Linked DNA regions of Homo sapiens: region 2 is linked to region 1. Evidence: chromatin contacts called from ENCODE Hi-C or POLR2A ChIA-PET data. All regions are on one chromosome and are shown on one strand. The core of a region is the stretch at or near the end of the contact, and the rest is flanking DNA. Distances in the headings are between cores, read along the strand shown. Region 1 overlaps FMNL2 (formin like 2). Region 2 overlaps FMNL2 (formin like 2).

What was found. Hi-C counts contacts between places; a loop is a spot of excess contacts on that map. ChIA-PET counts read pairs that join two places held with the same protein, here RNA polymerase II (POLR2A). Pooled maps may share reads with other maps.
Region 2: a loop to region 1 is called in a map of endothelial cell of hepatic sinusoid, with 6 times the contacts of the local background. The contact joins two enhancer-like sites. A Hi-C loop is called at or near these places in 9 of 168 maps with a recorded cell type or tissue (A673, CD14-positive monocyte, IMR-90 and 6 more), 4 of 37 single-sample maps with no recorded cell type and 10 of 50 pooled maps. POLR2A ChIA-PET finds 5 or more read pairs at or near these places in 2 of 52 experiments (GM12878 and activated T-cell).

The regions. Positions count from the first base shown.
Region 1 is chr2:152,583,815-152,588,117 of GRCh38, reverse strand. The region is part of intron 9 of FMNL2 (formin like 2); the gene reads right to left. Among named protein-coding and RNA genes, the nearest start is that of PRPF40A, 130 kb to the left of the region's middle. Within about 2 kb of position 1,882, at least 4 of the 41 ENCODE cell types and tissues checked have a DNase peak (open chromatin) inside an H3K27ac peak, as active enhancers do.
Region 2 is chr2:152,617,709-152,622,256 of GRCh38, reverse strand. FMNL2 (formin like 2) reads right to left here. Exons shown (of 26, transcript NM_052905.4): 14 at 3,099-3,411; 15 at 2,539-2,748. Among named protein-coding and RNA genes, the nearest start is that of PRPF40A, 97 kb to the left of the region's middle. RefSeq lists an enhancer at 2,841-4,040. Within about 2 kb of position 1,761, at least 3 of the 41 ENCODE cell types and tissues checked have a DNase peak (open chromatin) inside an H3K27ac peak, as active enhancers do.

The DNA of each region.
Region 1 (4,303 bases), core at 633-3,132:
GTTTAAGCCACTAAGTTTGTAGTCATTTGTTACAGCAGCAATGGGAAAGGAATACACCTGGTTAACCTTGTTCACCCTAAACTCTGTTCAGGCACCCTCTCCTATAAGGAGCCTCCTTGAGAGCTCTTTCCCCATCTGCCTCCAGCCCTACTTTGTCTTGGTCAGCTGTTCCTCTTCTTTGCAGAGCATCTTGCAATTACCTTTATAAAGCCTGGTATTACAACTGTCGAAGTATTTATCTGCTTCCTCAACTAGCCTGGGAGGCTCTCTTTTAAAGGCAGGGCATATGTCTGATTCATTTTCATATTCCAATATTTATCAATGTTTCTGACACATAGAAAGCACTCACATTTTTTTCAGTAAGTGAGTATGACTCATCCCTTAACAATCAGGAGGATACCAGCCTTCATTCCCTTAACCAGATGTTAAAGACACTAATGGTAAAGAAATAACTAGTTCATTACCAGAAAATAAACTTGGACATCCTATGAAAATGGCTCCTTTCTCTAGGGAAGGCTCTCACAATATCATTTGCCCATAGTAGATTCACATGAAAGAATTAAAAACTATCTTTTTTATCTCCAATCAAAAAGTTTATAAAGTTTTCAGTCAAAAGGAAAAACCAAGTATTGGATTGAGTAAAGAAGAGGGAGAAAATGAAAGACGAATAACAATAAACATTTTGGTAAATCTCATACAGTTACTGAGGTACGAGACTTACTGAGGTATACAGACTACAATGGTATGAGCCCACAGCTCTCTCTCCCACCCCACATGTTCTGCACAGTAACCCGACGGCCAATCATCAAGAAGAGAAGCCATTGCCTTCCCCTTGCATCCGGGTTGGGCTCAGGGCCTCACTGGGAACCCAGATAACATGGCAGAAGTGACCACTACACGGCTTCTAAGACCAGCTCAGAAGACACTCAGCAGCCTCTGGCTCTTTGAATGGTGGCTCTTCAGATGCTCCTTCCTGGGGCACTCTCCCTCAGAAGCCAGATGCTATGCTGTGAGAAGCCCAAGCCACGTGGAGTTCTACATGGAGGCTCTCTGGTTGATAGTCCCAGCTGGGCCCAGTCCTTGAGAGGTATCATAGCTCAAAAACTAGGTATGTGGGTGAAACAGCCTCCAGATGGACTGGCATCCCCAGTCAATCAGGTCTTCCCTGATGAGGCCCCAGACAAAACAAAGAAGAGACAATCCCTGCCATGCCAGCCTGGCTTCCTGACCCACAGAAGCCAGGAGCCTAAAAAAATGAAGTGTGGGGTACTTTCGTATCCACAGCAAAAAATTGCAACAGTTGATAAACAGACAAAAAAAGTTACTCAGCAGCACTAACACCACATTAAGACTAGGACTTTGCTTCCTAATGCTAAGGAGGAGGACCAGTCAAGAAGAATCTTGGTTAATTAGATCAATCTAATTCTGGCCTGATACCATGAAATACATACATGCTCTACGGCTGTGGCTCCTACAGTTTGAGACTTGAGAGAATACATTGCTTATAGTTCAATGAGAGACTGAAAAATGTGAGTACCCTTACTTTACCACTTAGGAAGTTATCTGGATGGTCTCATGCTAGATTTACAATCCTATACCCTCAAATGCTTGGGAGGTTAGATTACATGGGATTAAACTCAGAGGGATGCTGGAAGCACACCAAAATCTTCACTCTCCTTCCTGCCCAATTTGGTCCACTATAAATAAAACTTGACAGGCTTTCTTAGTTCAACTTAATAATGTGTAGCACGAGTGCCTTCAGATGCCCAGTAGCTAAACCACACATCAGCTTTCTTAGGAAGCCTTCTAGCAACAGGCAGAAAAAAGAACAACTACTGCCAAGAGTGCTGTGCACAAGAGTGCTGGTGGCCTCGAGTGACTCATTCAACAAGGCTCCATCTTTCTGTACTGGAAGGTCAAAAGTGGGAGGGAGTTGAGCCTTTAATAACCAAACTCAGGCTTTTTTGCTAAAGCCAGATGCTGTCATTACAGAAGCAGATGAGAATACAGTTATAATTGATCCGAAATCCTGATGAATTCCAGGTGCACCTCCCAGCAGCCTGGGAGAGCTGGTGCCTCAAAGCCCTCAGAGGATTTTATTACTCATGTCATAGTGGCTGTTCCACTGTAGAGTCTACAGGGCCTCAGTACTTTTCCTCTTTGACTTCAGAAGGAAGCATTTTTTTTTTTTTTTTTTGCCAAACCTTTGGAGACACTTTTTAAAAGCAAGCCATTTTCTCAAATATATCAAAGAATATAATGGAAAAAGTAAAAAGACTAAGAAAAAGTTGAGAGCAAGAGCTAGGTTGAAGACTTCAAGGTTCCCCTTGGTAATGAGATGAAGCGTAGTGTTTAGAAATCTGAAGTGGGGACTGGTTGAGGTCCTTAACCAGTAGATAAGAGTTTTATGAGCCAGCAGATTGCTAGCTATGGTCCATGTCATTTGGAAGAGAAGAAAAAGCATGACCAGAACCCCAAATGGTATTTCTGGTGGCGCAGCTTCAAAGGCAGAGCCAGAGTATAGCCACATTTTAGGAATGCCTGCCCATTTTCCAAGCCTGGTTCTCCAGGCTCCTTGTCAAGTCTGTGCTTTTCTCAACATCTTTTCGATCAACCCTTTCCTCTATGTGTTAGAGTCAGTTTCTGCTTCTTGCAAAGAAGACTCTGAACTAATATAAATATCCAAAGGGTGGTTTTTACTTCCAAATGTATTTTTTTCTGTTTGGTAGTCTCGGGGCTCAAAAATATACACTGCCACACAACTAAGAAAACATCAATTTAGGTAAGATGGTCATATGTCCTTCCATGGGGCTATTAATAAATTAGCCAATAAGAAAAAATAGATGACTCCTTTTTCTCACCCTGGTCTTTATTTCAAGACCATAAATTTTCGTTAAGAGATATTTCAACACAAAACCAGATGTGTTAATCCCCTTAAAAAATTGTTTTTTAAGGAAAAAAGAATTCAAGGAGCACAATGGTTGACTGTTAATGATTTAGTCTTCATCTACTCAATACACTCATGTTTTCAGGCATGTCACAAACCACGCACAGTATAAGCTTACTATCTGTATTCATGTAATTAAGACTCATTTGTCATCATGTACATTGAAGCCATGTATGTGTTTGCTCAGTGACATCAGGCTTAGACCCCAATCCCACCCCCACCATAAGCAAAGCTTTGGGTTAACATTCTTGCCACCATCACATACCATTAAACTAAAGGTGCTCCCTGCCTTCCTAAAACATGCACTTCAGCTATTACAAGATTTGTAGCAAGATTTTTTAAGGAAAAAAAATATAAGATTGGGATTCTAAATATTCATCAAAACATGAGAAAATGATGTAGTCATACATAAAAATCTTTCAACAGCCAAATAATAACTTCCTTTAATTTACATCTGAACTAATTAATTAGTGGTGGTCAAATTAGATAGAATGGATTTATTGGCTCAAGAGGTAGAGGGGGAAAAATCCTGCTACATAAACTACTTAAGATACATGGCCTTTTAAATGTCTTTCTAGCATCTGGTTCCATATTGCGTTAGTACGCTTGGCTATGCTCTAACAGTGATCAAAGCCCAAAGGATCTGGCTACTCTAAAGCATATTACTTTATTTGCAAAAAATAGATGTTGAACTCCCCTACTTCACCCCTCATTCCTGCCAATAAAAACAAAGATAATCCTTTCATCCTTCTTAGGCAGATGAATGGAATCCCAACTTACTAAAAAAGATGAAAAGCTTTAAAAACAATCTTCTCGAAGGCAAAGACTCTTCTTTGGTCCTCCTTCCTGGTATCCTGGTACCTGGTATGGTACTCTCTCTGCCATATGTGGCTCAAAAGGAATTATTCACTGAACAAAACCCTATCTGCACAGGCATGCCAGAATATAATAATGAATATTATTATAAAACCAGAAGATTCCAATGACATTTTGGTTAAAGAGGTTAAAGAATTCACTTTACTATGATGTGAAAAAAAAAAAATTCACTCACGCAAAGATGGGAGAAAAAGAGGAAGGGATTTAAGAGACTTTGAGCTGTGAGCGGCATTGCATGTTTTAGAAAGCAAGATCAACACAGAATAACACCTTTTGCACCTCAAGATTGGATAAATCGGTTGAGGCTCTTCTGACCTATCTATAACAACTAAGTTTGTCGGGGGCATGTTGCTACCTTGTCTTCATTCCCATGGCTATTAGGATAATAATCCATTTGCTTGGTCTGTCTATATGGTTTTTAGACAAGAATAATGCAGGATGGTTGCAGCAGAATAAAAAATTCTAGGCAGCAGTTTCACA
Region 2 (4,548 bases), core at 512-3,011, 34 kb before region 1:
TAGGAATAATTTTTACATGAAAAACAATCAACCAAAGTCCAAATTCGCATTGTGAGGATCCGAGCACATCCTCCCAGACAGACGGCAAAGGTTCCACCTGCTCAGCAGCCTGTCTCAGGTGACCTACCGGGGGAAAGGGAGCCAGGTTGTTCTATCACAGACTTGAGAGGAAGGAAGCCTTCTTCTTCAAATGCATATTTCACACTACTACTATTTTCTCTATAAAATACAAAGAAAACTCTCAACTAGATAAACTATGGGGCTCTCCTCTTGGTCTTCTGTCTTGGTCTCCAAGAACACACCTGCCCATTGAAGAGATAAGACCCTCGTGTTGCCTGTGGGTCCAGAGGCCAAGTGATGTCATAGGTTTCTGACTTCCCAGGAGGCTTCAGAATATTAGCTCAGCTCTGTCTCTTCATTCTACTGGGCATCCTGATTCTGTCTGGCCTCTTGGTTCCAGAGTGAGAGAGAGAGTTACTCAACACACTAGCAAAACATCTCACCAAATGGGCTTCAATCACTAAGAATTAACAGTCTAAATAAGGATGAATAATAAAGAAAGATTAAAGGCCTTGGAGAAATTGCCTGATCTCGAGCTATCAAAGACTCACAAGGATCTTATAATGCTTCCAAGACATCCCTCACAATCATTTAGTGGACACTTATGGAAATAAAGAGTTCCTGTATTCCCACCTACAGTCCTCTAAATTGCATGAGCCACAACAGGGACCACTTCCAAGTATAGCAAACCCTAAAAGCAGTTGGTTATCAGCCAAGCACAGAGCTCTACACCTTAAAATATTGAGGCAATTGACAGAGCCAACACATTTTTAAAATCAAGTAGTGGGAAGAACCCAAGCAAAACAATTAATAAATAGATCAATCACACAGGACATGGCCCCTTGGAAGGAAGCTCTAGACACATCTCAGCCTCTGGGCTCTCACTCGGCTAAGGCGGTTCTGAGGTCTATGTTAGTGCTCAGGTGCGTGGAAGTGGGTGCTAAATCACACATCAGCGTTTGTCAGAGACAAAGGAAGCAGCCCCAAATGAGATACCACAGCAGACACATCTCACAGCAAGTGCGCCTTGGGGGCTACCAAGAGTGCCTAATCAGGGTGGCCAGGTGCACGGGACGATAATGGGTTTCCACACCCAGTTACTGACAACAGCCTGGTGATGGAACACATTCCCGGGGCTTGATATGAGGTTTCTTGTTTGTCTGTTTATATTCCATAGTCCATCAGTTCCACGATGACTCTGCTCCAACTTTTCTCCTTCAGAAGTAATAAAAGTTCTAGAAGAAAGTGGTAGACGGGGAAGATCTTGAAGGGTAGAAATAAGTCACCGATTTACTGTGGACCTTACTGTGAACTGGAATCTTGTTTCCCTGACAGTTTTATATAGAAGTCGGGGTGGAAGTAAAACCATGGATTTGATGTGGAGTGAATTTATTCTAGGTGACTCTGGGGCATCCAAAAGGGCTCCAGTCATTGGGATGAATGAGCCCCAGTGACCGGCTGGCAGAGCTGCAGATGGGATCCTGGAAGGGATGGAGATTGGGAAATCTTTACAGCTAAGACTGGCTTTTAGACTTTGGGCAAAAGGCTCTGAGAACTATCACAGCCTTGGAAATGGAGGCTATTAGAGTGGTAGTTCTTTATTGTAAATAAGAGACCTCATGAACAGGCTGAAGTAAATGAGGAGGCAGAATTACCCCACGTCACAGGGATGGCAAAGCTTAGAGCAATTCCAGATGCCAGGGAAACACTTCAGGACTGAGAAAACGGCTCGTAGCGTCATCTTTGTTTCCGTGAGTCAAAACAAAGAGCTTAGATTTCAAGGCATTAGAGTGACTCTTCCTCCTGCTCTAACCCCTACCTCCCATTTTATTTCTGGTGAGGTGAGGATGCTGTTTTCTATCTTCTGGTTGGCAAGAGGACATGAATTATTTGGCAGCATTTTAAGGCATGATAATACGGCTGTTGGCAGCACTTCCTCCTTGAAGTTTAAATCCACTCTAGCAAATTCTGATGTTCTCGAATGCTCAGAAGACATGCCTGGAAGCCTACGTCAGGCAATTACACATAAAAGCATGTTTCCCTTTTATAGATGACATCAAAAATACCATTTAAAAAAAAAAAGATCCAGAAGCACTCAATGTCTGTGCCTAATACTGAGCTTTGAATACTACAGGTGTCCAGAAAGTATCTGCTGAACCCACAAAAATGCACTGATCCTCAAGCAGGTAGCTTGTCTCTCTTCCATTCTCTCGGTGGGGCCAGTGGAAGGCAGGAAGATGGTGTAGGAGATCAGAACCTCCCATTGTGGGGTGTGGTTGTGACAAAGACTACTCAGAGCAAAGTGCCTCCCATGCGTGATGATGTTCCCTCTATCGGCTACATCAGCAGGAATTTCTTATACTAGGAAGAGATACACATCATTGCAAGAGACCTGGACTTTGAAAGAATAGCTTCAACTCTCCGAGATAAGACAGCATTTCTGATATGAGTACCTGGGTTTGAATTCTGTGCTCTTACCTGCTAATCCTGAGTTGAAAACCACTGTGGGTGAAGATGTTCCAGGCAGCGGAGGTGCAGAGGGAAGGGGAGGTGCTAAGGGAGGAGCTGGTACAGTCTCAGCTGCAGGGCCTGGGAGAGGAGGAGGCGGAGGGGGCGGTGGGGGAGGAGGAGGTGGAGGAGGGGGCGGCGGCGGCGGTGGCATAGGTGGTGTTACTGGACCATTTTGCACTAGCAAAGAAAAAAGAAACAGATGGACTTTGAAAATACGGGAATGGCTTTCCTGCAATAAGCCATGTGCATATAAAGCCATCTGAAAACAACACACTTAAAAGGACAAAGGACTGTTTTCAAAAACCAAAAAATGTCCTCATTGACATGTGGGAAAAATATTTCAACATATGTGAAATGAGGATTTATAAATTTAATCTCAAAATGTAAACAGTTAAGAACTACTCAAGAAAACCAATTCTTAAAGAACATGCCAACAAAAACGGACAAAGGACAGAAGTGGACAGTTGGCAAAAGAAGAAATACAAATATTCCAAAACTTCCTCAGTCCTCCTGCCAAGGCTTCTTACCTGTTTCAGGTGTGTCTGATGAGGGAGGCAGTGGTGGTGGAGGAGGGGGCAAGGGTCCTGAGGAAGCGGCCCCCATTGTGGGTCCCACAGAGTTACCTGCTACCACTTCTGACCCCATGGACAATGTGCCAGAAGCCACAACTGGCAGTATGGCGATATCCCCATCCCCTTTCTTCTGAATTTTAATGGTCCCTTGTTTCTCTAGCTCATGAATCTTTTTTTCCAGGGTAGACTGTCTTTGAATTGCTTCTTCTTTTTCTTTGACCATTTTTCTTAATGTGTGAACTTGAGTATTTGCATCTTTGTAGATTTCCTGCAATAAAGTCCAAGGTCAAGAGTTTATCTTCACATAACATTCATACTTAGTAGCATCAGATTGGCAAACTGAGGATAAAGAGAAAAAAAGATACTCATATGAATGGGAATTCTTTGGAATTCAGCTAGAACCTATAAAGTCCCATTAATTATTAGTTGTATGCTAGTAATGCATGTAATATATTCTAGCTATTGTTGTTGGTAATGAAGTTCTTTCCATTTAATAAATGCAGCTAACTCAATTTTCCCTGCAGGTGGAAAGAAACAGAGCAGAAATGACCCGGAATGCTGACTCTGGAATCTCCTGAGGGTGTTCTGGTGGTGCATGTTTTCCTTCCTTTTATTTTAACATTCATTTGTAACTCTTAGATACACATATCAGCTAACAATAGACAAAAGGGCCCTAAATCAGACTTGGATACAAATCAGACTGGGATTAAAAATCTGCAAAGCATGGAATAATCTACTCATGAGTAACCAGGGGCTGACTGTTTCTGAATGGCTTTCTCTGGCCCTCACAACGCCCCCTTGACCAAGCTCAGGATAGCGATTGTTGTAACATTTTCCCATCGGTAATGCGGTTAACAAAACAGGCCAAAGCTTCCCTTCACTAATTACTTATTTCTGTCTAGCTTTTTAGCAGAAAACAAAGAAGTTACAATTTTCAATTCAAAGACTGTCCTGGTTCCTTTTATAAGGGGGGGGCCCATAGAGGTTCTAGTGAAAGGGTTTTATGGAACTGAACTTCCTTGCTGGGCCTTGTACAAGCGATCTCTCACCACAAACCTCCAGCAAGCAGGGAAACATTCTTCACACCCTGTCTATTACTAATAATCTAAGAGTCTGAAGTTGAATTGAGTCCATATGCTACAACTCTGTCTCGAAGGCGTGCCAGAAAATATATTTCCTGGACTGAACTGTAGGACATGTCAGGATATCAGACACACACAGACACGATAACCATCACATAAAAGGTGCAATTTCATTAGCAGTGGTGTAAAGGCAAGCCATTTGCCTTAAAGCTCTCCAGGCATTTTGGTGTTCTTATGTTCAGCACAATTCCAAGCACAGGGATGGCACTCCATAAATACCTGGCACATAAGGTAAACAATACTAAGGCCAAATAAAATAGCTG